Regions from separate parts of the Homo sapiens genome. Here regions 1 and 2 are each linked to region 3. The links are chromatin loops, found by intact Hi-C in ENCODE. Cell type or tissue: mammary epithelial cell. All regions are shown on one strand. Links, peaks and the distances in the headings refer to the core of each region. The heading gives the core; the rest is flanking DNA.

Region 1 (10,350 bases), core at 2,646-7,645, 220 kb after region 3:
ATTGCTTGAGCCCACGAGTTGGAGATCAGCCTGGGCAACAAAAAAAAAAGTGAGACCTGTGTCTACAAAAAATAAAAAAATAAAAATGGAGTATATTGAAAATATATACTGTAATATGAAAAGTTACACAAATTAAGAATATAGCATAGTACTGAGAATATGAAAGCAATCTAGTCAGTATTTATGAAAATAAACTTTGGTGGCTGGGTGCGGTAGCTCATGCCTGTAATCGCAGCACTTTAGGAGGCTGACGTGGGCGGATCACGAGGTCAGAAGATCAAGACCATCCTGGCTAACACGGTGAAACCCCATCTCTACTAAAAATACAAAAAAAAAAAAATTAGCCATGGTGTCAGGTGCCTGTAGTCCCAGCTACTTGGGAGGATGAGGCAGGAGAATGGCATGAACCCAAGAGGCAAAGCTTGCAGTGAGCCGAGACTGCGCCACTGCACTCCAGCCTGGGTGACAGAGCGAGACTCCATCTCAAAAAAAAAAAAAAAAAACGAAAAGAAAAGAAATTGTGGCATATAAGCTTTATAGGAAATAGTGCAACCAGTAAAACATTTTATGATGTATTTCATATGCTAGTGTAATGAACGCAGCAAAGAACATGTTACGTACTCGACAGACGATGATAAAATTATGAGAAACCTTTTGAAGGAATACAACAGAGCAAAACATCTGTTTTTTAAAATTATCATTGTGTATTATGAATATTAAACAAATGTTTGTGATTTATATGTGAAACAATGTCTTTTTACCGCTTTTTTGTTTTCCCAAAAGTTGAGTTACCATTCCAATTTGAAATGGACTGTGTACACGCTTCATTTAGTACTTTTGTAAACTGTGTTTGTGATCTGACAGCAGCCTGTGAAATTCATAAGAATCACATAGGATGTAAGTCTCCATGATGTATGCCAATTACAGAAATTAGGTTGGTCTGTGTCTTTGTTACTAACAAAAATAGCTATAGCAGTGGCCTTCAGAGATGTAGAGTCTGGAAAAACTTGATCTTAATGTCAGGTTCTGGCACTGCTTTTACAGTTATAGCCCTGATGAGAGCTATCAGTAGGGAAAATAATTTATGGAGAAATTTAATTTTGCTAAAAGAGATAAAAGTTTATGCTCATAACCCTAATGTAGTTTTTATCCATTATGAGGCCACAAACTCTTTGAGAATCTGCTGAAATCTCTATTAAGAAACTGCCAAAGAGCATACACAAAATTTGCATGCAATTTCAGGGAAGGTCTTCACCCCAGTTCCCACACTACCCCCTATCCTCCATTATTCCCTCAGACTTAGAATGTCAGTCCTAATAGAAATTATTATATCTACAGGTTCGAGAAATGGCTGCTACTACCTTAAGCGGTCTGCTACAGTGTAACTTTCTTACCATGGACAGTCCTATGCAGATTCATTTTGAGCAACTTTGCAAAACAAAACTACCTAAGAAAAGAAAGCGAGACCCTGGTTCTGTAGGAGATACCATTCCTTCTGCAGGTAACATTGCTGGTAGGAAACACCTGTATCCTATTGGGAATTAATGAGGGTTAACCAGGCTTACTCATATTTATTGAATAACTTGTATGTATGTGCCCAGGTCTATGCTAGGTATTGGGAAAAGTTTTCCCTACTTTTGAGGAGTTTTGCATATAGAAAGCAGGACTTGGAATGTAGAAAAGCTAAAATTGAGGTAGATAGAAAGGAACCTGTAGAACTGCTACCTAACAACTATTGTATTCAGTCTACCCTCCGCCCAGAATAGCTTCATAAAAAAGAGATATTCAGAATTAGTTATTTTGGAGGGTCTGAAAAACCTGTTTTGGAATTTAGAACTTAAATGTAGATGTACTAACAGAAAAAACTAAAGCAAGCCTTGTTTTTTATTTGGAGAGGGGATTATTCGGTCCTTCATTAGTCCTTTGGTGAGAGGGTGCGGAGTCATTGCAGGAGCTTCCAATCTAATTGAATATAGACACAAGATAAACACGAGAATAAGATCTGACTACTATGTCATGTTTAAAAAGAAATGTAAATGTGATTACAAAGATGCATCTTGCCATGTTAACTGTAATCATAATAGAAAATACATAAAAAGATTAATAGTAAGTAGGAATTTTATTGAATTTAGAGGAAGTGCTTAAATATAAAGCTTTTACTGCTGATTAGTGTCTTAATTATGTCATAAAGTTACCTAGTAACAGAATCCAATAAAATATCAATGTACATTCTAGTATCTTTGCTTTTTGGGATATATATATGTATGTATATATATTATATATATATTATAAATATATTTTATAATATATATTATATATATTATAAATATATTTATAATATATATTATATATATTATAAATATATTTTATAATATATATCATATATATATATATTATAAATATATTTTATAATATATATTTTTTGGAAACAGGATCTTCCACTGTCACCCAGGCTGGAGTGCAGTGGCATGATCTCAGCCCCCTGCAACCTCCACCTCCTGGGTTCAGGCGATTCTCATGCCCCTGTTAGCCGAGTAGCTAGGATTGCAGGCGCGCGCTACTACACCTGGCTAATTTTTTGTATTTTTAGTAGAGTTTCACCATGTTGATCAGGCTGGTCTTGAACTCCTGACCTCAAGTGATCCACCCACCTGGGCCTTCTAGAATACTGGGATTACAGACGTGAGCCACAGCACCTGGCCTGAGAACTCTGTTTTTTTAATGATAAAGCACCAAAGTATTTTTAGGTCTTTTGTTACACCAAATGATATTGTTCACAATTTTGACCAGTCCAAATTCTCTTTTCCTTACCTTCAACTCCCTATTTTCCATGTGTCACAAATACAAATGTAATATGCTTTAAAACATGTGAATACACACACCTTTATTGAGGAACTGAGAATTTGAAACCACTTACACCACTACAGAACTAACTTACACTACTACAGAAAGAATAGAGACTCTTTAGAATACAGACATGCTGCAATTCTCTGTTTTAAGAAATAGACATTCTTCATACATGATGTGTTTACTAATGAATTGATGTATTCTGGGTAGGGGCGTCACATCCAGAAAAAAAAAACCACGCTAATTTTGATTGGAGATTGTTTTAGAATCAGGGATTGTACTGGCCTAGGTACAATTATGCTGTCATTGATAAGCAACTATGGAAGTCTTTAAAAATCCTTTTTTTTTTTTTTTTTTTTTGAGGTAAGGTCTTCCTCTATCGCCCTCCTTGGAGTGCAGTGGTTTTGAATATGGCTCACTGCAGCCTTGACCTCCCAGGCTCAAGCGATCCTCCTGCCTCAGCCTCTTGTCTAGCTGGAACCACAGGCATGCACTGCCATGCCTAGCTTTTTTTTTTTTTTTTTTTTCCTTGAGACGGAGCCTCACTCTGTATCCCAGGCTGGAGTACAGTGGTGCGATCTTGGCTCACTGCAGCCTCTGCTTCCCTGGTCAAATGATTCTCATGCCTCAGCTTCTGGGTATCTGTGACTTCACATGCCATCACACCCAGCTAATTTTTGTATTTTTAGCAGAGACAGGGTTTCGCCACGTTGGCCAAGCTGTTCTTGAACTCCTGACCTCAGGTCATCCACCCGCCCTGGTCTCTCAGTGTGCTGGGATTATAGGCATGAACCACCATGCCTGGCCACCAGCTGATTTTTAAAAATTATTTTTGGAGAGACAGGTTCTCACTTTATTGCCCTGGCTGGTCTCAAATTCCTGGCCTCAAGTGATCCTCCTACCTTGGCCTCCCAAAGTGCTGGGATTACAGGTATGAGCCACTGTGCCCAGCTGACAAATTCTTAAATACAGAATTATTTTTAGTTTAGCCTCAAAATCAAGTATTTGATGTGTTTACATGTAGATTCATTTTAAATGCAGAAATTCACATATTGAAAACAACACAATTGAAAACTAATTTTATCTCACTGTAACAAGTGCATTAGAGACATATATATATTTGCACAAATGTTGCTATTCTCTTTGCAGAGTTGGTCAAACGCCATGCTGGGGTGCTAGGACTTGGTGCATGTGTTCTTTCTAGTCCTTACGATGTTCCCACCTGGATGCCCCAGCTCCTCATGAATCTCAGTGCACATCTAAATGATCCTCAGCCTATTGAGGTACAGTTCTTCCTTATTAGTTTGTACGTGTATTATCAGTGATGTTTTCTAAGAAACCATAATAATAATTTCCTATACACTCTGAACTAACTGCTTTCATAAAGCTGCTGCCTCTGCCAAGGCTTAGTCTGCTCACCAGTAATTATTAAAAAATTACAGAGACCTTGCTGCCATGGATATTTGAGATCTTTTGGTAGTGAGGAAATTATTGTAGCTTCTATCCCTCCCAGTCCAATGGAAGTAAAGTACTGTCAATATTGTTGTGATAAATTTTATGTTTCTATTTTTCTAGCACTGCAAAGTATTTTACTGGAAGCTAATATTAAATAGGAAATTATGATGGCATTTTTAGTAACTCAAAAGACCATTCACTTTGTCCTTCTCATTGGCTTTTTGGTTTTGTAGAACTTGGTATTGTGTGAGATCTGAAGTCTAGAGGGACGGTAATTTAACTAAAAGTATCCTACATATGATCCTGGTTGTCCAGAGAGGTTAAAACGTATGTGGGTTGTCTACTTTACAGATGACTGTAAAAAAAACCTTATCCAATTTCCGAAGGACTCACCATGACAACTGGCAGGAACATAAACAGCAATTCACTGATGACCAACTGCTTGTTCTCACCGATCTTCTTGTGTCACCATGCTATTATGCATAGAAAGGTAAGTCAGCAAAGTTCTGAATTTACATTGGTTTGGTGACTGAGAACTAGATATTTATTGTTTTTTTTCTTTTTGCTGACATTCTTAGATGTCAGTGTTTAGATAAAGTTGGATGGCGGGGATTGTTTGTTTTTAAACATGGCTTTTGCTACGGCCATTGGAAATGAGAATTTTGCTGTGCCTCCTTGCTTTAGGTTTAAAGCAGAGAAAATGTGTGACTGCTTTTGGACCTTTGTAGATGAGTGGTGTCAGCCTGGGAATAGTTAGATAAAGGAAAATACATCTTATTCTTGGTTGCCTCCTGGGTGGGGCTGGGACATTTTGTGTGGCCCTGAGGACTCTGGGTTCTAAAAGTTGTGAGAACTTGATCTGGATTCTTACACCCATTCTGTTAAAGAGGGAGTACCCAGAAGCCTTTCTACTGGAATAGGAAGAATAAAAATTTCATTTATTAGGCTTTTAGAGTTGGATGTCTTGTTACCTAATTGAAATTTTTTCCTCCCTGATACAGATGACTAGTCCTCACTTCAGGCTCTTTTCATCAAAAATTCCACACCCTCAGGTACCATCTGTGGTGGCTCTCTGCAAGTTTTAAAACTGCCTCTGCTGAGCTCTCATCATTTTGGTGGTTTCTGTGTTAGATCTCGTTAGTCTGCATTCCACAGCTTCTCAGTTGCCATTTGATTTCCCAACTTGTCCGGAAGTGTTTCCAGAATACTGATCACTTTTTTTTTTTGAGGCATCTGACAAAGTCACAAAGTCTCAGACTAGAAATAATTACCCAGTATGATCATGGCATCCAAGACCAGAGTCTCAGAACTCATTAAGAAACAGTTTACTTGGAATGGAGAATACCCATCTGTAATACAGGTCCTGTCATTTCATTCATCTCAAATTATTTTGAATTCTTCCCAAATGGCTGCTGGATTTAGGTGGTAATAGGGGCTGTGGGCCATAAATCTGAAGCCTTGAGAACCTTGGGTCTGGAGAGCCATGAAGAGGGAAGGAAAAGAGGGCAAGTCCTGAACCTAACCAATGACCTGATGGATTGCTCGACCAAGACACAGAAGTGAAGTCTGTGTCTGTGCACTTCCCACAGACTGGAGTTTTTGGTGCTGAATAGAGCCAGTTGCTAAAAAATTGGGGGTTTGGTGAAGAAATCTGATTGTTGTGTGTATTCAATGTGTGATTTTAAAAATAAACAGCAACAACAATAAAAACCCTGACTGGCTGTTTTTTCCCTGTATTCTTTACAACTATTTTTTGACCCTCTGAAAATTATTATACTTCACCTAAATGGAAGACTGCTGTGTTTGTGGAAATTTTGTAATTTTTTAATTTATTTTATTCTCTCTCCCTTTTTATTTTGCCTGCAGAATCGTTGAGAGACTAATAAGGCTTAATATTTAATTGATTTGTTTAATATGTTATATAAATGTAAAAGAGTGTATAAACTGTAGAGATAGCATTGGCAAGACATTGTACAGATGCAACCTTTTACACAACATCATTGTGTAATTTGTAAAGATTCACGTGTAGTTCTTTATTATAGTGATTTTGGGCTTTGTACCCACTGAATGCCATTTTTTGTGTTTTTAAATTATTTTCTTTATCTTGTTACAAAAACTGAGATGTGGGGTTTTTTTTTTTTCAGTTCACTTATCATTAGAATGTCTGAACTTTTATGTAACATTTTTGTGTGCATCTCTCAATGCTAACACCACATGTTTGCCTATGACAAGTTTATAGAGTGAAAGGTATCTTCTGGGTTGAAATAATTCACAAATTGGTGAATGTCATCTTGCAACACACCCTGTACAGTCTTCCTTAAAGGAACACTACAGTATATTTTTAGTATCTACATGCTGAATGACTGAATACAGACCTAAGCACAGCAGTGGTCCTGGTACAGTATTTAAGTGTCGGCATACACAGGCGTAATCCCTGTATAAAGTAGTGCCAAACTGATTTCAGTTGTGTAACTAGTTTAAAACCCAATAAATGGATTCTTTTTAACACCTGGCTTTTGTCTTCATTAAGAGGAGAAGACAGTTCTGTAGGCAGTGACTCCTGTGGATTTCCTTTTGCAGCCATAGATTTGTATCTGTAAATGTATGTCCTCTGACCAGTATAAATTATCTGGATCTGCCCTGTACAATACAGTAGCTACTAGCCATATCTGACTATTTATATTTAATTAAATAAAAAATGTATTCCCTCAGTCTCACCGGCATATTTTAAATACTCTTGAGCCACATGTGGCTAGTGGTTACCACACTGAATAATATCGATGAACTTTTCCATCATCACAGAAAGTTCACCTAGCACTGACCTAGGTGATTGATTGTTTTTGTGTGGAGGTGTGGGAGACAGAGTTTTGCTCTGTCATCCAGGCTGGAGTGCAATGGCACAATCTTGGCTTACTGCAACCTCTGCCTCCCATGTTCCCATGAGGAATGCTCATGCCTTAGCCTCCAGAATAGCTGGGACTATAGGCATGCACCACCACGCCCGGCTGATTTTTGTATTTTAGTAGAGACAGTTTCACCATGTTGCCCAGGCTGGGGTCAAACTCCTGAGCTCAGGCAGTCCACCTGCATCGGACTCCCAAAGTGCTAGGATTACAGGTGTGAGCCACCGTGCCTGATCCTAACTGATTGGTTCTTAAATTGATGTGCCTAAGAATCATGAGGGGATTTTGTTTAAATGTACAGGGAATTCATTGTTCCCACTTCATGATATCAATTCCTGGTCCTGAGGCCACACGTTGAGAAGTGAGGCTTTATGTTGTATGTTGACCACTTCAGCTTTTTTTAGTTAAGCTGTATGAAACTGCCTTAGCAATGGTTCCTAAATGGGAACTTTAAACAAAGATGTAAGATACTGGGTGCCCTCTCTGTTCCTCAGTGAAAACTTCTCTGGCAGGGGTGCTTAGGCATTACAGTATTAGAAGCTCTATGATGATTCAGTTGTTCAGCCAGGTTTGAGAACCACACGAATCCCACCACAGACCTAAAAAGAGGGTACCTTAATCTGAGTGCCTAACATGCTCCCAGGTGATTCTGATTCTGGGTTTGGAAGTCGCTTATTACTTTGATATTTCCCTAGTGACATTGTCCTATGAATTAATTGTTTACCAATAGGAAAAATGAAATTTTCTACCAGGAGGGAAAAGGAGAAAGGGGGTGGAGAAAAGAGTTGCATGGCTTGTATGGTCTAAGATAGTTCTTAACATGTATATGGTGTGTTAAAAAGCATGAGGACAGCAGGAACTGTGTTAAGGGTGGTAACAAGATTTACTAGAGGAGGAGGGGAGAGGCTGACCTGTGTTTGGAAGTCACTGTTGACTGGGCATGGAAGACAGTATGGGCCACTCTCTGAGGGTGGATGAGAAGTGAGGAGAAGAAAAAGCCTATTTATCTTTTTATAAGGTCAAATAAATCTTTAGTTTCTGAATGGATCCTTTAGAAAGCAAAGACTGCAGATTGTCCTTCAAAATGTAGGAGGAAAATTTACTCACCTATTAATGTAAATGAAAGTTTAGGTGCAAATATATGATAAAGCTGTTTTCAAATATTTGAAATACTTGTCATTACCAAGCCCTTTAAGCCGCAGGCCACTTTTGGTAATTAGGAGTGTGGCCAGAAAGACTAAAGAGCAATTTTGTTTTATTAAAAAATTAATTTTGGCCAGGCGCAGTGGCTCACATCTGTAATCCCAGCACTTTAGGATCGCTTGAGCCCAAGAGTTTGAGACCAGCCTGGGCAACATAGAAAGACCCTATTTCTACAAAAAATAGAAAAAAATAGCTGGGTGTGGTGGTACGTGCCTGTAGTCCCAGCTACTTGGGGGGCTGATGTGGGAGGCAGAGGTTACAGTGAACTGAGATCACGGCACCGCACTCCAGCCTAGGTGACAGAATGAGACCGTGTCTCACAAAAATAAAAAAATCATGAGCTATCATCACAGGAAAAGTAACTTTTTCTACGTGGCCTTCATAACTGTTTTTGTAGACTTCGTCTTCTCAGTATATCCTAATTGTTTTAAGTATTCCTTTTGAACATCAAGGTTGTTTTCAGTTTCCTGTACTACAGATTACACTGCAGTGCACATTTTCATACCTTTATGCTTTAAAACTCTTCTTTTGTTGGAGCAGTTCCAAGGAGTGAGAGATGCCTAGATGAGGAGCTTTTTTTGTTTTAAAGAACATTTTAACAGCTCTCATATTTGCTGTTTTCCTCAAAGTGCACATGTATCCATTTGCATTGCAATAATAAGAGTGTATTAGAAGAATGCCAGTGTCAGGGCAGATTGATAGCCAATTCATGATCTATAATTAGCCCTGCTTATTTATTTGCAGATTTTCCATTTTTTTACTACTACCAATGTTTTTTCCAATTTCGCTCACTTGTGGATTTTGTAGATATACTAGTTTTAGCCTTGTTGAATGGTTCTAGCTAGTTCTGGAACTTTGATGAGTCCTGATTTCCTCTTCTAGATCTCTAGAATCCTTTATGATTTGTGGTTTTTTGTTTGTTTTCAGTTTCAGACCATTTCTCCGGTAGGTATAACTCTGATGGTCTCAATGCAGCCCAAACCTATTGTAATCTCCATTCATATAGCCAAATGCCTGGAAATGAACTAGCATTTATTTATGCAGTAGCTAATTTATTATAGAGAGGTATATAATTTTGATCAGAATTCCCACTCCAAATGCTAATGAGTATTTTTCTGTGGATTGTTTCTGGGACTCATGGTTACCATTATTGATAACATATACTGGAACTGCTTTATTGCAAGTGGTTGGGAAGTGGAATATGTGGGAACTGGAAAACTTTCTTGAAGTTATTTCTAAACAGAATTCTGATGGCATACTCAACTCCTGGACTGAATAATAAGTTATCTAGCCTTCTTGCTTTTTGTTTTTTCGTTTGTTTTTGTTTTGTTTTGTTTTTATGAAAGCACAGGGAACTGAAGAAATTGCATTAATTAAATTACTTGATACTTGCTAGTTCTGTTTTAAAAAGATAAACCATTAGCTAAAATGAAGAATCCAGTATAAGTATTTCATCCGAACGGAATCAACTTTGCTTTTCTGGTAACCAGAGTGAATGAAGGAAAGGGCATTCAAATAACATTCTCTGTTTCTAAATAGCATCCCTGAGGTTAGAAAAGTAGTAAGATCCTAGTTAGCCAGGTTGGGATACTGAAGGGAGAAGAGTTTAACTGGTTTTATTTTGTACCCATCATAGCAGACATACTTAGGAATGTTACTTGATTGTTCAGACTAAAACCTATCTTAGGAGTTCATTATTTTGGACATGTATGAATTCTAGAAGAATGAGAGAGGATGGTAATTTTAGTTTTGTGTTTGTGCTTAATAAAATTAGCTTGTACATTGCACTATGATTTATCAAGATTTTTTACATTCAACATAGTATTAAGTAATACATCAATATCCATGATTCCTGGGCTTGGTCGTTTTATTTGCATGGGTAGTTTCTTTATGCTTTGCATGTTTCCTGCCAATTAGTCCCCTTGCTGAGTTCCCTCAGTGA
Region 2 (10,350 bases), core at 2,786-7,785, 140 kb after region 3:
CCACGCCTGGCCTCTTCAGTGTTTTTGTTTGTTTTGTTTTGAGATGGAGTCTCGCTCTGTCGCCCAGGCTGGAGTGCAGTGGTGCGATCTCAGCTCACTGCAAGCTCCACCTCCAGGGTTCATGCCGTTCTCCTGCCTCAGCCTCCCGAGTAGCTGGGACTACAGGTGCCCACCACCACGCCCGGCTAATTTTTTTGTGTTTTTAGTAGAGACGGTGTTTCACCATGTTAGCCAAGATGGTCTCTATCTCCTGACCTCGTGATCCCCCTGCCTCAGCCTCCCAAAGTGCTGGGATTACAGGCGTGAGCCACCACCCCCAGCCTGTGTACTCATTTCTTGAAGAGCACCATTCTCTATGCCTGTATTAATTTCCTTTTTCTTTTTTATAAATTAAGTCTTTAAAGACTTCTGCAGTTTTCTCTCTCAGTCTTAGGCATGTCTACATTATTTCATTATGTCTTGTTAAATTCATTTAATCTATGATTAACCCTCAGCCTTTACTTAGGTCAACAGTCTTTGTCCCTTACCATAGAATTTTTTGAAAATGAGTGCAGATGGCAAATGTGAAATGGTGTAAGTGGAAGAGGTAAAACATGATCTTCAACTTAGGTCCTAATTGGTTTTTGGACAGTTTTGCACAAGTAAGGTGGTTAGAAGTCATTTATTTCTTGAAAGTTTCATGTGTTAAAACAAGGAAACTCATTTCAACCATAAAAATAGCAAATTTTATCACGAAATAGAATAGTGCATTGTGCAAGTATGCTTTTACCAATATTTGTTAGGTTTTCCTCCCTCCCTCCCTTCCTCTCTCCCTTCCTTCCTTCCTTCCTTCCTTTTTCAGGGTTGCTCTGTTGCCTAGGCTGGAGTGCAGTGGCAAGATCTTGCATCACCACAGCCTTGACCTCCTGGGCTCAAGCAGTCTTCCCGCCTCAGCCTCCTGAGAAGGTGGGACCACAGGCGTGTGCCACCATGCCTGGCTAATTTTTAAAATTTTTTATTTGTAGAGACAGGGTCTCTACACAGGGTCTCACTGTGTTGCCCAGCCTGGTCTTGAACTCCTGGGCTCAAGTGATCCTCCCGCCTTGGCCTCCCAAAGTGCTGGGATTACAGGCATGGGCCACTACACCTGGCCCCAGTATTTTTTAAGAAAACTCAAAATTGAATACAAAAGCTTTGATTGTAAATATTCCTTTTGGGTGTTATTTTTGCCACAGGGACCATGACCTATACTGGTTTGACTGAGTCTTCTTTAAATAAGAGGTCAGGGAATTTCTTACTGGCTTCACCATTTCAGATGAGATTGGGCACATTCAGGGTGGTATGGCCATAGACAGGCTTCACTATTTCATAGATCTCAGGGACCTTTGAACTGTGTTCAGATCAGTTATCCTTCTGAGATGTTTCTTGCTGATAATTTTGGCTGCTTCTGAAAGTATTTTGTAAATGAAAGGAGGAGGTAAGGCGGTTTCTTCAGTGATACCCTGTTCTTCAGTATGCCTTCTTGCTGCTTCATAACCAAGCGTCCTACTTTCCTGCCTTAAGGGTCTACCTTTGCAAAGGCACATGCTGCTTTTAAAGTCCTTTGTGGTCATTAATAAGTATCTATGGCTTTCCTCTTCAGTGATAAGAGCTGTTTGTCTGGAAATTTTCTATTAGTATTGGTCAGTCAGTGCTTATTGATTATGTTTACCATGTCTCTTCCTAAAGTGTCACATCATCCTTGTCCTTAAAAGTTTTACCATGGCTGTTCTTGATCTTTTGAAGAGACGTTGTGACTGAAACACAGCACTGACTCTCAACTCTTAACAGACTCAGCATTTCATTTTGTAATTGTAATTATTCTAAAATAAAATTTATAAATCATATAACCTACCTATACTCATTACCTACACTGTGACAATTTTGAGTTTTTTCTTCTTAGATATATTCTGCCACATTTTGAAACAGTTTTGTCAGCTGACTACATGTGTTCATACTATTTTTAGAATGCTATTTTTATAATCAAAAGTGAAAGATTGCTTAATTTGTTAACTGTCTTTCAAATTTTAAACTCATGTGCCTTATGTTTTAGTCCTTATTGAAATCACTGCTTAGAGCGGCATGTGTTTCAACATGATTTTAAAAGCTAGTTCTATTGTTTGAAGCAAAGATTATCAACTTTCCTCTCTTCCCTTCCTCTTTACCTTTCCCATCCTCTCTTCATCCCCTTTCCTATCCTTGTTTCCCTCTTTTCTTCTCTTCCTTCCTCCTTCTAGCTTTCTGTCTGTCTTTTTGCCTCTAGGACAAAAGACCCTTTTTAGTCTCTTTATCCTCATCTCAGTCTACTTTCTACTGGAGAAAGAATTGGTAGTGTTTTTTATTCAATAGAAGAAGTAAAATTGGAAAGGAGATGAGTGTGAACTAATTGTTAGCGATATAAGAATTATTATTTACTTTATAAATGAAGCTTTTGAATCTTATGGACATGGTTTTATTTTATAAAACAATGTCCCATACACTTACTTTGAGTAGCATATTGCAAGTTATAGTATAGGCAACATACTAATGGTGTTGCTACTAACAAAATATGGGAGAATTATGCATAGGTATGCTTTTACAAATGGGCACAAACAATTCATATTTCAGTTGCTATGTGTATAAATTTGTTTATTTAGTATTACCACTAATTTGGTTTTTGTGGGTGGTAGTAAAGGTTTTCATATTTGCATCATGAGTAGCTTGGGCCTACATAACTTGTTTACTACTTTTTAAAATTTATTTTTAAAAGTATCTATTCTCTTTTACATGTATTGTTCTAAGGGTATCATATAGTATTATATTTTCATTTTTTTCATATTAATCTGCCTCTGGAGAACCAATTTGATATTTTATTTTTCTGGTATTTGTTTATGGCATTTGTTTCTCTATTGATTTATTAAAGAGCTATTTGAATTGGTGCTCTTTAAGATACAGTTAAATCCTTTGTCCTCAGCTCCCCACACTCACCACATGGAAATGACATTTTCCAGACCTCTGTTTGGGGTTTCTTGGCACATGTGGCCATGCTTAGGAGTTTAAATTACTACCAGCAGCTCATGGATGATATGTAATTACAAAATTTAATATGATAATCAAATGGTGAGAAAAATTTCTCCTAAAACTTGTTGAAATTTAAAAGATTTTATGGTTGTAAACCACGATTATTAATATGATATTTACAATTATTTTTTAATGTAGTATTTGGAGAACATCCTATTTATTTAAAAAATATTCTTTTATTTGGAAATTTAAAATTTTAACAAAATTCGGCTGGGCATGGTAGCCCACACCTGTAATCCTAGCACTTTGGGAAGCTGAGGTAGATGGATCATCTGAGGTCGGGAGTTTGAGACCAGCCTGGCCAACATGGTGAAACCCCCATCTCTACTAAAAACACAAAAATTAGCCTGGTGTGATGGCGCATGCCTGTAATCCCAGCTACCCAGGAGGCTGAGGCAGGAGAATCACTGGAACCTGGGAGGCAGAGGCTGCAATGAGCCAAGATCATCCCACTGCACTCCAGCCTGGGCTACAGAGCCAGACACCCATCTCAAAAAAAAAAAATTTACCAGATTTTATTAATGATTTTGATAGTGTTTCTCACAAAAGTTGTTTCTGTGCTACAGTGTTCTTTCTTTAAAAACTGATCTTTTAAAAGCAATTTTAAAAAATACTTAGTTCAAGTTGATCAGGCTTATTGTCATTTAAAACAATTATGTATGCTCTTTTTACATGAGTGGTAAGGATTATTATAATTTCCTAACCCTTGCCCTAAAAGTATACTTTTTAAAAGTAATTTTAATGAAAAGTCAATGTTAATGTGCATCAGCAAGGAAAATGCTATACTTATTATTTATACCTTTTTTTTTTTTTTTTTTTTTGAGATGGAGTTTTTTTTGCTGTTGTTGCCCAGGCTGGAGTGCAGTGGCACAATCTGGACTCACCGCAACCTCCGCCTCCCGAGTTCAAGCGATTCTTCTGCCTCAGTCTCCTGAGTAGCTGGGATTACAGGTGTGCGCCACCACACCCAGCTAATTTTTTGTATTTTTAGTAGAGATGGGGTTTCATCATGTTGGCCAGGCTGGTCTTGAACTCTGGACCTCACGTGATCCACCCGCCTCGGCTTCCCAAAATGCTGGGATTACAGGCATGAGCCACTGCACCTGGCGTATTTATACCTTTCTTTATGGTGAAATTATCTTGGCCCTAATTTTGAGTGAAGTGGCAATGAAAAATGACTACTTACTAGTTTAACTGAGCAATCAATATTAGATTTTGAAGATAAGATATGAGATGGATAATGTCTAACTAACTTACGGTGGATTTGTTTGGGTGTAGAGAAGGCAAGTATAACTGACTTCTAGATGAAGTGCCTGGCACAGGTTTAAGAAAAAGAAATACTGTATAAACAGTTACCATTAAATTATAAAGGGATGAAGGCAGATATATACAGAATAGTCCATCATTACAGTTAAAACCAGTTCATTTATGAAAAAGCAAATATTATTCTGAAGTTAAATTTTAGTTCAAGAACTGTCAAGTGAAGCTGCAAGTACTTCTGGCTATGAGCAGCCTAGTTTACTCTCATCTTGAATATATCATTTGCTATACTTTTCCCTGGTTTAGAAGTGAATATTGTCCTGGTAGAGCCAAGGGGGCAGGAGGCATAAATCTGCAAGTTTATATGGTTCACTGTCTCAGTAACTGGAGGCGAAGACTATTGGTTTTCCTCAGGCTTATCTGTTAGTATTTGACATTTACTTTGTTAATGGCATCATAAGGAAATCGAGGTCCAGAGAGGAAAATTCACACAGAATCATTGGTTGAAACTGGAACAAGAGCTTAAGAACTGGGACAAGAACTCTCTTTTTACCCTTAATAATAGGGTGGCAGTTGGGGAGGAATTTCCTATTTTGATGTGATTTCCTAAATCATAAATTAGTAGCTACTCAGAGGCAGTAAGAGCAAAATAAGCACAAAAGTTTAATTCTTAAGGAAATTGAGAATACAATTTATTATGGCTAAGTATGAAATAATAATTAACATTTATTATCCTTAATTCTGGGCCGTATACCTGCTTTCTATACCTTATCTCATTTAATTTTTGTAACAGCTTTATGAGAGGTAGGTATTATTGCTTATATTGATGAGAAAACAGCTATAATATAACTAGGAAGTAGCAGAACTGATACTCAAATTAAGATCTGTCTGACTCTAAGGCCAAACTGTAAACCATTATATGCACTACTGTGGCTTTCTTTTTCAACCTGATGTATCTTTTTAAAGAGGAAATAGGGTATAAGAAAACCCATCCAAAGCTTAGTTACTCTGTAGATCCCTTTTGATTTTAAAAAAAAAAACAAGTGTTTTGAATTGTTATCACTTTAGTATTATACATTTCCAACAGTTGGAAAGTATTTAGTGATTATTCACTCCCTCTAAAAATTAGTGAAATGTAGTCTAGTAGCATCTAGCCTTAACCTTTTATTTTATTTTTAAACAGAAACATTGTTCCCTTCATCTTGAGAGATTACAAGAATCACAAAAGGTCACTATACAGATATCACAGGTTAGAGAGATTGTACCCTTTTCTGGATAAACATCATAAATCCAATGGTACAGGCCTTATATTTAAGAAGGGGTTGAAATTGACTTTATTTAGAGTAACTAAATTGCATTCCCACATACCCTAATCCTCTAATAAGTGAAGTGACTCTATCAAGTGTTATAATTAACTTCCTATTCTTCTGAAGCGTGAAGGGAACTGAAGAAAACATGTAGCTTTGCAGCCTTTTATGACTTGCTTTCTAGAATCGTTTATGACATTATGCGAAAGTATATTGGTATAGCAAGGTCGTATGTGAAAACAGCAGGTTTTCTGTGTAGCGCAGAACCAATAAAATAAATGTAATATTAATGAGAACACAAGCATTAGTACTGATAGAATTATGTATCTTATGCTCATTTTCATGGATAAACAGTTTACAATTTTAGAATTACCTTTTAAAAATCTTCATTTAAATTGAGTAATTTAGTTTAAAACTAGATGACTCTTTAAACCTTAGCTGTTAATTCTATACTTTGTTACTAAAAGAAGACCCAAGATCTGTGCTTTTTGTTACTCTGATATAAAATGTTTATTATTACAAATCAATAGACAGATAAGTATAAATATATATGAGCAGATAGCCTTTTTATAAGCACTTTGGAAGTGCCCAGAAATAAAAATCATAGCTGTGGTCTTCAGGGAGCTTTAAACGTAGTTGGATAGAAGTTTGCCCTGTTTTTTTTTAATGGGCAAACTTAGATTTTCTCTAAACTGTGTTTTTGAATTGCTTAGCCTTTTCATAAGAAAAAGAAGAACCTCCCTCTCATGATCAGAGACAGTGCTTATTGATGGCCTTTTGGCCATGTAGTTTCTTTTTTATTTTAGAAGTCATCTCATGTGTTGTAATCTAGTTGCCTCTTCAGTTAATTTTTCTCTGAGTAGTTTTGAAATTAAAGAGGATTTCTACTGCTCCAAGTAATGAGATTATAGTTTTCCTCTCTTGGTTATATAATATGTTGATTATTTGTGATGAGTTTGCTCTCTGTTATTCCTTGGAATTTCTTTGCAGATTAGTTCCTAAACTTTCAGAGAAGTTGGATAGACTTCTGGACTTAAGAATTTCAAAAAGCTTAATAAGAAAGTGTCAGGTGGAGACATTGCCTGAAACTTACTCCTTTCATATATATATATATATATATATATATATATATATATATATATATATATGTATATATATATTTATATATGTATTATATATATATTTAAATATGTATTATATATATTTAAATATGTATTATATATATTTAAATATATATTATATATATATAAATTTTTTTGAGATTTGGGGAATTTTATTTTTACTTGTACATATCATACTGTAAGTAGTCACACACGTATTTTAAAATTCCAGCTCAAAATTATCTAGTGCTCCATTGTTTATATTGTTTGTTTGCATTTGACCGCTTGACTATGATCTAGTAAATATTTAAATATTCCATTCTGGTCACGTGTTTAAACCAGTACACATTGGCCTTTTTATTAAAAAAGAAATGTGGATTATAAATTCATACACACATTTTTATGTTGGTCTCCTGTATTCACTTGAGGCAACTACATGTTGTAAAGTAAGTTATAATTTTTAATGTTACTCGACTAACTTTATAAGTATCTGCTCAAAGAGATGCTATTGTTCTTTTTGATAATTGTTGCTGGCCTTAAAGTGCCTGGGAGGGTTATCGAACTCTCATCAATTGGTTGTGAAAGCTAATTTCTGATGGAAACACCCAGATTTTGGTCTGTCTGCTGCTTGTGTTTTGATGTAAAAGTATTTTAGTAAAAATTATTTGAAGTTTTAAGCCACTGTGTTGATAAATATGGTGTGTGGTCATTGCTGCCTACCTTGTAAAGACTGAAAACAATTTGTTCTTTTCCCAGTGTAACCTTTTTTTCCCTTTAGTTCATACCAGAGACAGCGAAATGAGGGCAAAGGAAAGAGTAGATTAAGGAGTTTAGGTAGTTAATCCTTGCAGTTCCGTTTGTATGAAAGGGAAGGCTCAATTATTACATGTAAACAAATAATACCTGAATGTGTGAGGTTATCTTATAGATATTTATTAATTGAATTAGATATGTTCTTAAAATACACCAATCTAATTATCAAATGGCTTTCCCCCCCCAGTTCTGTAGAAAATATTCTCAAAACACTCGTGAAAAGCTGCCGACCGTAAGTAGCTTCTCAATTTATAAAGCCTCTTGTTGTTTCTGTGGGCTTTTCCACATCTTTAGTATGGTTTGAAAAGGAAATGAAAAGTATAAATAGTTCCTGACATTGTGATGTTAGTCACTGAGCACAACATACCGTTTCCAGTTCATTAACTGAACTTCTCAGATTTCATTTAGAAATTTAGAAATTTTAAAGTCATCCATTGTAAAGTAAGAATACCATACTTTACATAAAATCATCTTTATTTGGAAGCATTTCCTAGAGTATTGTTATTTGTTATTCAGACAAAAAATAGGAGTAATGCCAAGAAGGTGGTTCATAACTTTTTTCAACTATGTTCTGTAGAATATTTAAATATCCCATATTCTTTTCTTTTTATTTCAATATTTTTTGTAGAGAGTGGGGCCTTGCTGTATTGCCCGGGCTGGTCTTGAACCCCTGGCCTCAAGCAGTCCTCCCACCTTGGCCTCCCAAAGCATTGGGATTATAGGTGTGAGCCACCACTCCCAGCCAATTATCCTATATTCATATGATCAAAGATGAGTGTGGATAAAATTTAATTTTAATTTTTTTGGTTATCTTTAATTTTAATTAATTAAAGCTCAATTTTACGTACTTGAACTTTTTTTGTGTTGTTATCAAGTTATTCTAAGACTGTTTAGATGATATGGAATCAGTGACTCCTTTTTGGTGAAAAGCCATGTATTATATGCTTGTAATACTCATCTTAAATACATATTTAATAAATCGGATATTTATTGCTGACCTTCTGTATTACTCAATGTTGGGCAAATGTATTTTCGGAATATGAGATATCTGTCTCTCAAGCAACTTAAGGTTCACCCTGAGTCATAAGCCACCAATGAACAGTGTCATTTTATGCGAGGCAGTTACCTTCTTGGCCTGTGTTTCCTCACTGGAAACTTGATTATCACTTCAATACTTACTGGCTCATAGGTAATTCATAGAACTCCCAAGTTTTTATTTTGGATTACAGGGTTAACAATTGAATCAGAAAACTTAAGAAGGAGAATTGATCCTTGATATGTGAGATCTTTGAAGGTGGAGCATAGTTTGTTTTTGTTTTTTTAAAATTCCAACCTGTTACACAAGGACCTGACACATAAACGCTTTGTGAACTCAACAGAAGTATTCTTAGAAATATAATTTTATTTTTCACATAGAAGATTGCAGTATGATTTTAATTAACACAAGTATATGAAGATATAGTAGGATTAATAATATGCTGTGTGGGCCAAGCCTATAAGTCTATTTGAAAGAGTTTCCCAACTTATTTGGAAAGAATCAGAATTTTTCATATGCTGTTTGTATTTTAAACCTCTTAAGGCTGGGTGCGGTGGTGCTCTCCTGTAGTAGCAGCTACTTGGGAGGCTGAGGTGGGAGGATCACTTCAGTTTAAGAGTTTGGGTCCAGCCTAGGAAACACAGTGAGACTCTTGTCTTTAAAAAAAAAAAAAAAAAGCCCATTAAGGTGTATTTAGCAGTTTTACATGTATCCTCTTTATTTACCTTCATTTTGTGTGTATATGCACACTTTGGATTTTAATTTTGTCCAGGGACACTCCTGTCCATATCATACAGTTATGGAATATCACAGCCTGTAGACCAGATCATCTAGTCTTCTCGTATAGGGGAGGACTCTGTGTTCCAAGGAAGGTAAATGGTTTATTCAACATGCCTAGAGATTGCTGGACTGATGTTCTCTTTCTCGTCTACTGGTAATCCTTTTCCTGTTTAGACTGGATTCTTTTTGACAAGATTTTTTTTTAATTGTTACATAGCACAAAGGAAGTAAGACAAAAACTCTGTTTAATTTTATAGGTAACTGAGTGACTTGTATTTTATCTGAGTTTTATCAACTTCATAGTGTTTAGAAAAATTCCCTTAGACAAGAGAAGAATTTACTTTATCCCAAGTATGATGGGGAATTTTTTTTTTTTTTTGAGATGGAGTCTCACTCTGTTGCCCAGGCTGGAGTGCAATGGTGCAGTCTTGGCTCACTGCAACCTCCATCTCCTGGGCTCTAATGATCCCCCAACCCCAGCTTTCTGAGTAGCTGGGACTACAGATGTGCGCCGCCATCATGTCTGGCAAATTTTTTGTAAAGACTGGGTTTTGCCATTTTGCCCAAGCCAATCTTGAACTCCTGGGCTCAAGTGATCCATCGACCTCAGCTTCCCAAAGTTCTGGAATTACAGGCATGAACTACTGCACCCAACTGGGGCATTTATTTTAGTATTGTGAAAATGTGTGTTAGTTTGGACATTTGTAGACTGTGTTACATGCTATGACATATATTCTCCTCCTCCCCCAGCCTTTTGGTCAGTTATATATATTGCTGTTGTAGAGCTTTTAGCCAATAATCAGATACATGAAAACCTTCTTTTTTTATTAGATATTTTCCAGCAGATGCCACCGCTGAGATGCTAGAAGAATGGCGACCTTTAATGTGCCCTTTTGATGTAACCATGCAAAAGGCCATCACTTATTTTGAAATATTTCTTCCTACCTCCCTTCCTCCAGAACTTCATCATAAAGGT
Region 3 (10,350 bases), core at 2,164-7,163:
TGAATTATTAAGTGACTTGATGAACATGTTAAAGAAATATTAGGTTGGTGCAAAAGTAATTGCTGTTTGGTTTTGGGACCGCGTCTCACTCTGTTGCCCAGGCTGGAGTGCAGTGGTGCAGTCACGGCTCACTGCAACCTTGACCACTGGGGCTTAGGCGATCCTTTCACCTCAGCCCCCTGAGTAGCTGGGACTACAGGCATGCACCACCATGCCCAACTAATTTTTTAATTTGTTTTGTAGAGACAAGTTCTCACTATGTTGCCCAGGCTGGTCTCGAACTCCTCAATCTTCCTGCCTCAGCCTCCCAAAGTGCTGAGATTACGAGAGTGAGCCACTGCACCAGCCATAAAATACAATTTGTATGTTGAAAAATAGTAATAAACTTAATAGCCAGGAGATATATATATATATATATCTGAACTTCTGGCCTCAAGCAATCTCCTCTCCTGTCTTGGCCTCACAAAGTGCTAGGATCACAGGCATGAGGCACTAAGCCTGGCCAACATTTTTAATATTAAAAATAAATACTTAGTTAGCAAGTTAACACATTGATTCAATTAGTATTTGTTATTCAAGGTTCATTGACTGCTTAGTGTATCAGCTCTGAACTCTAATAATTAAGCTAAATATTGGGAAGTAAAATTATAAATAAGAGCTAGTCCTTTGCTGTAAGGAGCTAATAATCCAATGATAGAACAAACTTTCTCAACTCCATTTCGAGAGCAGCTCTAGTTTTCCCAAGAAATATCTGAAACCTATTAGCATAGAAGTCCTGTTAATGCACTTTATTGATCTTTCCTACTATCTTATCTTTCTTACTTTCTTATCTAATAGTCTTATCTAACAGTCTTTCAGCTGTCTGTTGAACATGCAATTGTGGGCTGTAGGGCTTCAGAATACAGATAGAATAGAATGTTTTATGGTGACCGATAGGAATGTGTGTGGTCAAAACACAACTTTGTCCTTGTCCTCACTGTACTCTTTCTGATATACTAAGTGGGAATAACCTTTCCCCAATCTGAAATGAAAACTCTGGCAGACTCCATAACTTTTCAGCTTAATCTTAATTAATAGGCCAATCTATGGTCACTTTAAGCCACAGTCTCAATTCAATAATTAGAATATCCAGTCCAAGATGTTGAACAGAATTCGGAAGTTGATTTAGAGGCGATTCTTCTTCCTGTGCAGCTTGGCCCTGGGGCAGACTGGAAGCCTGCCGTGAGAAAGGGGGTGTGGTTGTCTTCTCTCCCTCCACCTCCACCCCAGGCTCAGTTTGCCAGTTAGTCTCTGACCCCGCTGAGGAGATGGAGAGGGCAGAGTAAGAGGCTTTGTGCTCGCAGGCCCTGGCAGACACCTGAGGTTGACTCTCTGGTGAATAACGTACGGGCTCCTTTGAGACTCCCTGTGGGGCCCCTTTCATTGCAGCAGGAGGGACAGTGGCCTGTGACCCATTTCACAGTAATCCAGCTTGCCTCCTGCTTCTTGAAGCTGAGGTCCCTCCACTCCTCTAAGTAGTCCTGTTGAACATGATCCAACATGACCTCATGCTGGCTTTCTCTCTCTGGGCCTCTTCTGAGGAATGGGGAAAACACATTACTTTGCCCTAACACTCTCTGGAATACAGGCTGATTCTAACCTAGCAACACGCTTTTGGCTCCACTAGAAGAGTTGCTAATCCCTCCTCTTCTCACCTTTCCAGAGAGGAGTTAGACGCCAGTCCACAAAGACTCCCAGCTGCAGGGGCCATGTATTAAACTGTCCAAAGAATCTACTGGAAGTACCCCTTACTTGGTGAGGTAGGATCTGTGTCACAGCACAACCTTCTCTGAAGAACTCCTCCTCCAAAAAGTTCTCCCATCTTTGCATAATCTAACTGCTCTTCTTCCCCTGCCACTTTTTATATCCTTAATCTGTGTGAGAGTCTTGGAAAAATTTCCTTTGTAAATTTCATGTTCGGGAATCTGTCTCTAGCATCTTACATCTATTTTTTCTCAGTATCTTGGTTGAAACTTCAGTTTTAATGTCCTGCTACCTATCCATCCATCTGTCCGTCCCTTTATCCACTTATTCACCCATCCATATGTCTTGAGCAATACTTTTAAGGAAAAGTTGGGGGCAATAATGAAGAAGGAGATAATAGCAGAAAGAGGTGTATTCAAGAATGAAATTAGGTGGCTCACACCTGTAATCCCAGCACTGTGGGAGGCCAAGGCAGACAGATTGCTTGAGCCCAGAAGTTTGAGACTAGTCTGGGCAATGTGGTGAAACCCCATCTCTACAAAAAATACGAAAAAATTAGCCAGGCATGGTGGCACATGTCTATAATCCTAGCTACTGCGGAGGTTAAGGAGGGAGGGTCACTTGAGCCTGGGGAGATCAAGGCTGCAGAGAGCCATGATGGCGCCACTGTAATTCAGCCTGAGTGACAAAGTGAAATCCTATCTCAAAAAAAAGAAAAGAAAAAAAGTGAATGAAACTAGCAGGTCAATGCCAAGAAGATTAGAAACATTTAGCATCCAAAAATAACAAATGTACACTTTAATTTCTAAAACAGATATTTGTCTGGACATGTGTACAAGTGTGTTTCCCTAATGCAAACTTTCCCATGGATTAATATTATAATTTTCAAATGCTTTGTTTTCATTGATGATTTCTATTCATGTTACATTGGTTCCTTAAACTCTAACTGGCCTATTCTTACCCATACCTTAAACACAATAGTGTGTGCAAAGGCTGCTTCTGAGAAAGTAATTGCTCATAGACTGTCAGAATTTAGTAGAAAACGTTAATCTATAATTATTTTAAAATAGCTCTACTAGTTGCCTGTAGATCTGGGTATCCTATGGCATAATGTTTTATAAGTATCCTGGTAAGTTTGGAAAATCCTGTGCTAAACCATTTACCCAGGTTTCCTTTTTGTGGGACTTCCCAGAATTATAATTTACAAATGTGCTTTGAATCTGAAGAAGATAATTTAATATGCAGTGTCTCCAAACATTTGACCACAAAAATCCTTCAGTTTAAATGGGAACAAGAGTTTAGGAAACACTGGCTTCATCTATGAACCTGTAGCAGTCTGCGCTTGTTTCAAATGCCTAGCAAACACGCACTAGCGCGCGCGTGCACACACACACACAATTTGTCTTTCCCATTGGAAACTCCTAGGATGCTAGTTCCAGCTCCTTGATGTAATAAGTTGCTCTTTGAAATGAGGGAAACAGACCTGGTTCTCAGACCAAAATGATAATAAATGATGCAGCAAAATATAGAAAAGAGAAATATGTTAATCTCCTAAATACCTTATATTCTTTGGAGAATATTTTATGCTTAACTACCCACTTCCCACACCCGCTTGTGAGACTCATGAGCCAAGGGAACAGCCACCTTTGGCTCTCCCTCTCCCATCTGAAGTCCTCCCCACAGCTCACTCTCCCCTGCCTGCCCTCACTGTGTAGGTTTTAGAGGAACAAGGCCTGAACTAATCAATAACTGACCACCACATGTCTAGTGCAGAGGTCTTTATGAGTGTTAGCCTTCCAGTTCTGCAAAAAATGTAAAAGTGGCTGTGCCGGGCCCTCTAGCTCACACCTATAATCCTAGCACTTTGGGAGGCTGAGTCTGGTGGATCACCTGAGGTCAAGAGTTTGAGACCAGCCTGGCCAACATGGTGAAACCCTGTCTGTACTAAAAAAAACAATAATTAGCCAGGCCTGATGGTGCACACCTGTAATCCCAGCTACTCTGGAGGCTGGGTCAGGAGAATTGCTTGAATCTGGAAGGTGGAGGTTGCAGTGAGCCGAGACTGCGCCACTGCATTCTAGCCTGGCAACAGAGTGAGACTCTGTCTCAAAAAAATAAAAATAAAAAGTGACTCAAAGAAACTTTTAGAGTCACCAGAGGTCAGAGGCTATACATAGTCTTTATATATATATATACATATTTTTCCCAACATTTTATTTTGAAAAACTTCAAGCCTTCAAAAAAGTTGAAAGAATGATATAATTAACAGCCATATATTCTTCACTGAGATCAAATAATTTTAACTTTTGCCACATTGCCTGTCTCCTCCCACCTCTCTCTCTCTGTCTCACATCTCTATCTCTTTTTCCATACACAGTAAGTCCTCACTTAAAGTTGTCAATAAGTTCTTGGAAACTTCAACTTTCAGAGAAACAACTTATAACAAAGCCAATTTTACCACAGGCTAATTGATATAAACTAGAGTTAAGTTTCTTCAGCATATTTCTGGTCACAAAAACATCACCAAACTTCTGAAGCCCAAAACACATAGTATTAGACACTGAGATAAATGTGAGCTATATACACATTTAAGAAAGATGAATTTAAAAAAAAAGAAAGATGAATAAAAACTAGTAAGATAATGATTTGCCCCCTTACTCCAGTTTAATGTCACAGGTGGCCAGAGCCCATCCTGGCAGCTCAGGGCACAAGGTGACAACCAGCCCCGGACAGTCCGCAGTCCCGTGGCAGGGTGCACTCTCACACCCCCACAAGCACCCACTCACTCACAGTGCCACCACGTGGACCCGCCAGTGAACTAAATGTGCACAGCCTTGGAACGTGGGAGGAAACTGGATCACCTGGAGAAAAATCCCACAGACGTGAGGAGAACGTGCAACTCTACACAGACAGTGGCCCTGACCAGGAATATATTTCCAGGAATGATTTTTTTTCTCATCATTTTTCTCACACTGAACAAAACGACGTTGAACAAAGAGACTTATTTGAGGACTTGCTGTATTGTTTTTTTGAAAGTAAGTTGAAGACATAGAATATTCCATCCGGAAACATTCCCCACGCCTCACCTAAAAATAAGAACATTCACCTACATTATCACATTACCATCATCACATCTAATAAAAAGATAACCTAATTTCAATATTATCATCTACTATACGGTCCATATTTAAATTTTCCCAATGAGGGATTCCCTGAGCATCAGATCTTTTCTTGCTCAGGCTGGACACAGGTGGCAGGAAGAGGGCAGTGCAAGGCAAGTTGCTGACTAGGACAAAGCCCCGGGAAGCCAGGCCCCATTTTGCTGACTCTTACAGCATTACTTTCCTAATAAATAATACTGTTAATTGTTAAGAGTAATCAAATGTCTGGCTTCAGTGGTTGTGAATGTGATTTTTACTTCCAGCAAACCCATAAGAAGAAATCAAATCTGAGTTATTTATGAGTAAAAAATAAACTGAGGCTGAGCACAGTGGCTCATGCCTGTAATCCCAGCACTTTGGGAGGTGGAGGCAGGTGGATCACTTGAGGTCAGGAGTTCGAGACCAACCTGGCCAATATGGTGAAACCCCGTCTCTACTAAAAATACAAAAATTAGCCGGGCGTGGCGCATTCCTGTAGTCCCAGTTACTCAGGAAGCTGAGGCATGAGAATAGCTTGAACCTGGGAGACAGAGGTTGCAGTGAGCCAAGATGGCTCCACTGCACTCCAGCCTGGACGACAGAGTGAGACTCCGTCTCAGAAAAGAAAGAAAGAAAGAAAAAAAGAAATAAACTGAATACTAAGATTTGCATTTAATCCTTGAACTGACATTCCCTAAATGGATACCTTCTCTAGGCTTTGAAGAATTCTGATATATAAACCATTATTCTATTTTTGGAGTAGTAGAACCTTATTTATCAGGTCACCTTTCACCTCCACCAAAGCCCATGTAAGGAGCTGAACCTTTAGAGATGGAAGAAACGTTATACTCTGGGAAAAAAATAAATTGGAAATTATACTTTTAAAAAATCATTATTGTTTTATATTTGGGGATATTTGGGACATTTCTCATCTTTTCAAAATTTATAATTTGGTGTGATTTCTTGTTCTGTTTAAATATTCACTTTTGTACTTAATTTTACATTTGTAATCTTGCATTCTCTTTCTAAAGAGAGCGCTCAAAACTGTACAAGCATCAGACTACTCCAAACTGAAACCTGGATCTGCCCTGGGTCAGTTTTCAAGGTCAATTTTATGGGATTTGGCCAGTTTTATGTAGAATTTGGTTTGGGTTTTAAAGATGTTTATGCCCCAGGGTCTGGGGGGATGTAAGAGCATATTCTGTCCAGATTGTGCCTTTGGGGGGATGGGGGAACAGTAATTATCAGCAGGACTCTGGAGCTTCTTGACAGCAGGCCAGACTCTCCTAACATGTTTGTGTAGAGAGTCATTCTCCATCACATGTGTTTGGTTCTTTTAATCCTCCTGGTTTCACTATCCTTTCCCATCACCCTGTTTGCTGCTGACCACACCAACAATGGCTGTTCTCTGTAAACTTAGAACCTTGATTTCTCTTGAAAGTAGCAATCCATTGGGTTTTGTCCCAATCGAACATTTTGGGTCAGCTGTGGGAAGTAAAGTCTTTACGGCTCACAGATAAAATGTCATTGAACAAAGAAGACTGGTGTGCTGCCATCAGAGCTTCAACTAGAATGGGAAATAAAGATAATGTGTCAGCTTCACATGGCTTGCCATTGCTGTGGTCTCTGTCTGGGAAGCTAATGGCCGTATTGATTAGCCCTCAAGAGAGACATCATTCGCAAACTGACCCCTGGCGGGTGGCAGCAGACTAACATTTGTGCTCGCTTCAATAACAGATCCTGTTGCTGGGAATCGACATGGGCAGCCGTTGCCATGACAACACATCATGCAAGTCTCTAGTTTCCTCTGTAATTTTCCTGAGAAATAGTGACTATTTTTTTTTTCTTTTTTTTTTTGAGACAGAGTCTCACTCTGTGGCCCAGGCTGGAGTGCAGTGGCATGATCTTGGCTCACTACAATCACTGCCTCCCAGTTAAAGTGATTCTCCTGCCTCAGCCTCCCAAATAGCTGGGATTACAGATGCTCACCACCAAGCCCAGCTAATTTTTGTATTTTTAGTAGAGACAGGGTTTCACCATCTTGGCCAGGCTGGTCTCGAACTCCTGACCTCAGGTGATCCACCACCTCAGCCTCCCAAAGTGTTGGGATTACAGGCATGAGCCTCTGTGCCTGGCCATGACCACTTCTCAGTCCTACCTAGGAACTTGAGTTTTGCCTGCAAGACCATGAATGTCAGCCCATAACTCAAATACCGTAGGTTTGTCAGTACTAGAAAATGTTGCATAGATTTAGGTTGCAAACTATACAAAATAAGCTTAAAGACATGTGAAACCATGACAATGCAGAAATGGTTTAAAAATTGATTATTGGAGGAAAGTTATCTTATTTTAATAAGGAAGTACTTGTACTATAAAGGAACTATAGGTTGGGTGTGGTGGCTCACACCTGTAATCTCAGCACTTTGGGAGGCCGAGGCAGGGACATTGCCTGAGGCCAGGAGTTCCAGACCAGCCTGGCCAACATGGTGAAACCTTGTCTCTACTAAAAATACAAACATTGGCTGGGCATGGGAGTATGCGCCTGTAATCCCAGCTATTCAGGAGGCTGAGCCAGGAGAACCGCTTGAACCTGCGAGGCAGAGGTTGCAGTGAGCCGAGACCACACCACTGCACTCCAGCCTGGGCGATAGAGTGAGACTTCATCTCAAAAAAAAAAGAAAAAAAAAAGAGCTATATATGTGTACAAATTATGTTTACTAACATAAATGAGGAATAATGAAAACTGATTGATATTTCAAAATTCAGCTGCATCATTAGAGATCCTTAATATTGCATCCCTTCTCCTAATTACTGTGATATGCCTGTCAGATCAGGGTTAGGATTCAGGGAGAGCAGCTCCAGGCTGGGGCAGGACAGGGGGTTTGTAAATCTCTTGTGGTACCATATATGGAGCAAACTGAGACTTGAAAAATACTTGTGTCTTAGGCTTTAGAATTATGACTGCCCTCTGAAGAAGCCCATACGAGCTTCCTGGAAGATGACAGACATGTGGCCTAATCATCCCTGTTACCTCAGCTCAGCTGATAAGCCAGCCAACCGCCAGTCATGACGGTGAGGCCATCCCAGATCATCCTGTGGCCAGTCACCCCTCCAGGTGGCCACACATGGGAAACTGAAATCAGCTGAGCTGACTCAGAACAGGAGAACCACCCACCCGACCAGATCATCAGACATGTAAAAGCAAAAGCAGATACCTAATGAAAACAAAAAATCTCTCTCATCAGGTATGTAGAGTCATGCATCAGTTAACATTGTGAATAGCCTTAACGTTGGAAATGTGTCACTAGGCAATTTCATCACTGGGCAAGCATTACGGGGTGTGCTTATACAAACCTAGATGGTATAGCCTACTCCACACCTGGTCTATATGGTATAGCTGATTGTTCCTGGGCTACAAACCTTTACAGTATGTGACGGTACTGAATACTGTAGGCAGTTGCAACCCAGTAGTATTTCTGTATCTAAATATATCTAAACATAGAGAAGGTACAATAAAAATACAATATTATAATCTTATGGGGCTACCGTTTTCTAGGCGGGCCATCCTATTAGAGGTGCATTGTGGATGGAAATGTCATATGTACTGCAGGACTGTACTTGATAATACTGCCGTTATTATTACAAATACACCGTGCTTTTTATCTTTTTCGATGGGGATATTTTGAGATAGAGTTTTTCAGAATTCCAGTACTCATGGAGCACAAACTATAGCAGTATTATAAACAGAACTGAGGAGGTCCACATGTAGGCAGACTCCTCGAACACTGATTTCAATGAGGATATCACAGAATTCATTGTCTGCCACTATAAAAATACGATGAACTCAAAGAGTATTTGAGGTTATTTTTGCTCAAGAAAATTTGAAATGTCCTGAAATCATATAAACCATATATGAAACATGATAGAGGTTTTCTCAAATTTGACAAATCTGTTCAAAATGCTGCAAAACCAAAAGAAAGTTTTTTTAAGCTATAGAAACAAAACAGCCAGGCATGGTGGCTAACCCCTATAATCCTATCACTTTGGGAGGTCGAGGCAAGAAAATCACTTTAGCTGGGGAGCTTGAGACCAGCCTGGGCAACAGAGTGAGACCTTGTCTCTATTAAAAAGGGAAAAAAAAGAGGCAGGGCACGGTGGCTCATGCCTGTAATCCCAGCAATTTGGGAGGCCGAGGTGGGAGGATCACCTGAGGTCAGGAGTTGAGACCAGCCTGGTCAACATGGTGAAACTCCATCTCTACTAAAAATACAAAAATTACCTGGGCATGGTGGCAGGTGCCTGTAATCCCAGCTACTCAGGAGGCTGAGGCAGGAGAATCACTTGAACCTGGGAGGTGGAGATTGCGATGAGCCAAGATCATGCCACTGCACTCCAGCCTGGGCAACAAGAGCGAAACTCCATCTCAAAAAAAGAAAAAGAAAAAAAACCCACAAATTTTGATCAACTGCAACATTGGATTCTTTCTATAATAAGATTACGGTATCTCTGTAATGCTAATACAAAAGCATTGTCTCATGAAGAGGACATCAAAGAAACTGCATCCCAAAAAGCAGGAGAAAAAATACCATAGAGATGTGTCAGGCAGATAATAAAACAATAAAAATATTGTTTTTAGGGTCCTTGCTTCCAAGATGACAAAGAAAAGAAGAAACAATGGTGTTGCCACAAAGGATCACAGCCATGTGCAGCCTACGGATAAGGCTATTAGGTTCATCATTCAAAACACAGCAAAGGCTGCAGTTGTTAGGGACATTTCTAAAGAATATCTTTGATGCCTATGTGCTTCCCAAGCTGTATATGAAGCTGCATTATGGTGTGAGTTGTGCCATTCACAGCAAGGTAGTCAGGAATCAATCTTGTGAAGCCCACGAAGGCTGAACATTCCCATCTCGATTTAGACCTGCAGGTGCTGCCTCATTACCTCCACCAAAGCTCATGTAAGGAGCTGAGTCCTTAGAGACTGAAGAAACATTATTCTCTGGAAAAAGAAGAAAATGGAAAGGATAATTTAAAATATTATTGTTGTTTTAGATTTGGGGATATTTAGGATATTTGACACCTTTTCAAAATTTGTAGTTTGGTATGATTTCTTGTTCTGTTTAAATGTTCACTTCTGTACTTAATTTTGCATTTGTAATCTTATATTATTTTTCTTAAAGAGAACTCTCAAAATTGTGTAAGCATCAAGCTATTCCGAACCTAAATCTGGATCTGTCCCTGGTCAGGTTTCAACGTTGGTTTTATGGGAATCACTTGATATGGACTCAACAATGTCATCAAGGATTTCCTTTATTTCCATCCCTCTGCTCTGAAATCTGTGATGTCAGCATCACCCTAATGCTGCCTTTTTGACAGTGACAATGGAGCTGACTTCCTCCATGGAACTGTAGCAGTTCCAAGCTTTCATCTGTACTGTGTGCCATCCAGAAGGAGAGGGACAGCTGGT

Evidence for each region. A loop is a pair of places that touch in the nucleus more often than their neighbours do. Peaks named below come from ENCODE experiments on the same cell type or tissue, not always from the same donor. Only the 100,000 strongest peaks of a DNase experiment are listed, where the experiment ranks them.
Region 1: it touches region 3 in a loop (2.8-fold over the local background); 1 of 110 quality-filtered maps calls a loop at or near these places.
Region 2: a loop joins it to region 3, with 8 times the contacts of the local background. A loop is called at or near these places in 1 of 110 quality-filtered maps.

Annotation. Positions count from the first base shown.
Region 1 is chr2:53,860,527-53,870,876 of GRCh38, reverse strand. PSME4 (proteasome activator subunit 4) reads left to right here. Exons shown (of 47, transcript NM_014614.3): 44 at 1,339-1,501; 45 at 3,997-4,130; 46 at 4,654-4,792; 47 at 5,304-6,808. The coding sequence ends at 4,788. Among named protein-coding and RNA genes, the nearest start is that of GPR75-ASB3, 5.7 kb to the right of the region's middle. In mammary epithelial cell, for the core only: no CTCF peak of the experiment used is centred there; a DNase peak (open chromatin) is centred at 5,416; H3K27ac peaks cover 1,324 bases.
Region 2 is chr2:53,937,396-53,947,745 of GRCh38, reverse strand. It overlaps PSME4 (proteasome activator subunit 4), which reads left to right. Exons shown (of 47, transcript NM_014614.3): 4 at 7,746-7,790; 5 at 10,206-10,350. Among named protein-coding and RNA genes, the nearest start is that of PSME4, 28 kb to the left of the region's middle. In mammary epithelial cell, for the core only: no CTCF peak of the experiment used is centred there; no DNase peak of the experiment used is centred there.
Region 3 is chr2:54,079,464-54,089,813 of GRCh38, reverse strand. It overlaps a transcript of ACYP2 not described here. Among named protein-coding and RNA genes, the nearest start is that of ACYP2, 31 kb to the left of the region's middle. RefSeq lists a silencer at 6,448-6,742 and enhancers at 7,828-8,122, 7,745-8,184. In mammary epithelial cell, for the core only: a CTCF peak has its summit at 4,999; no DNase peak of the experiment used is centred there; H3K27ac peaks cover 810 bases.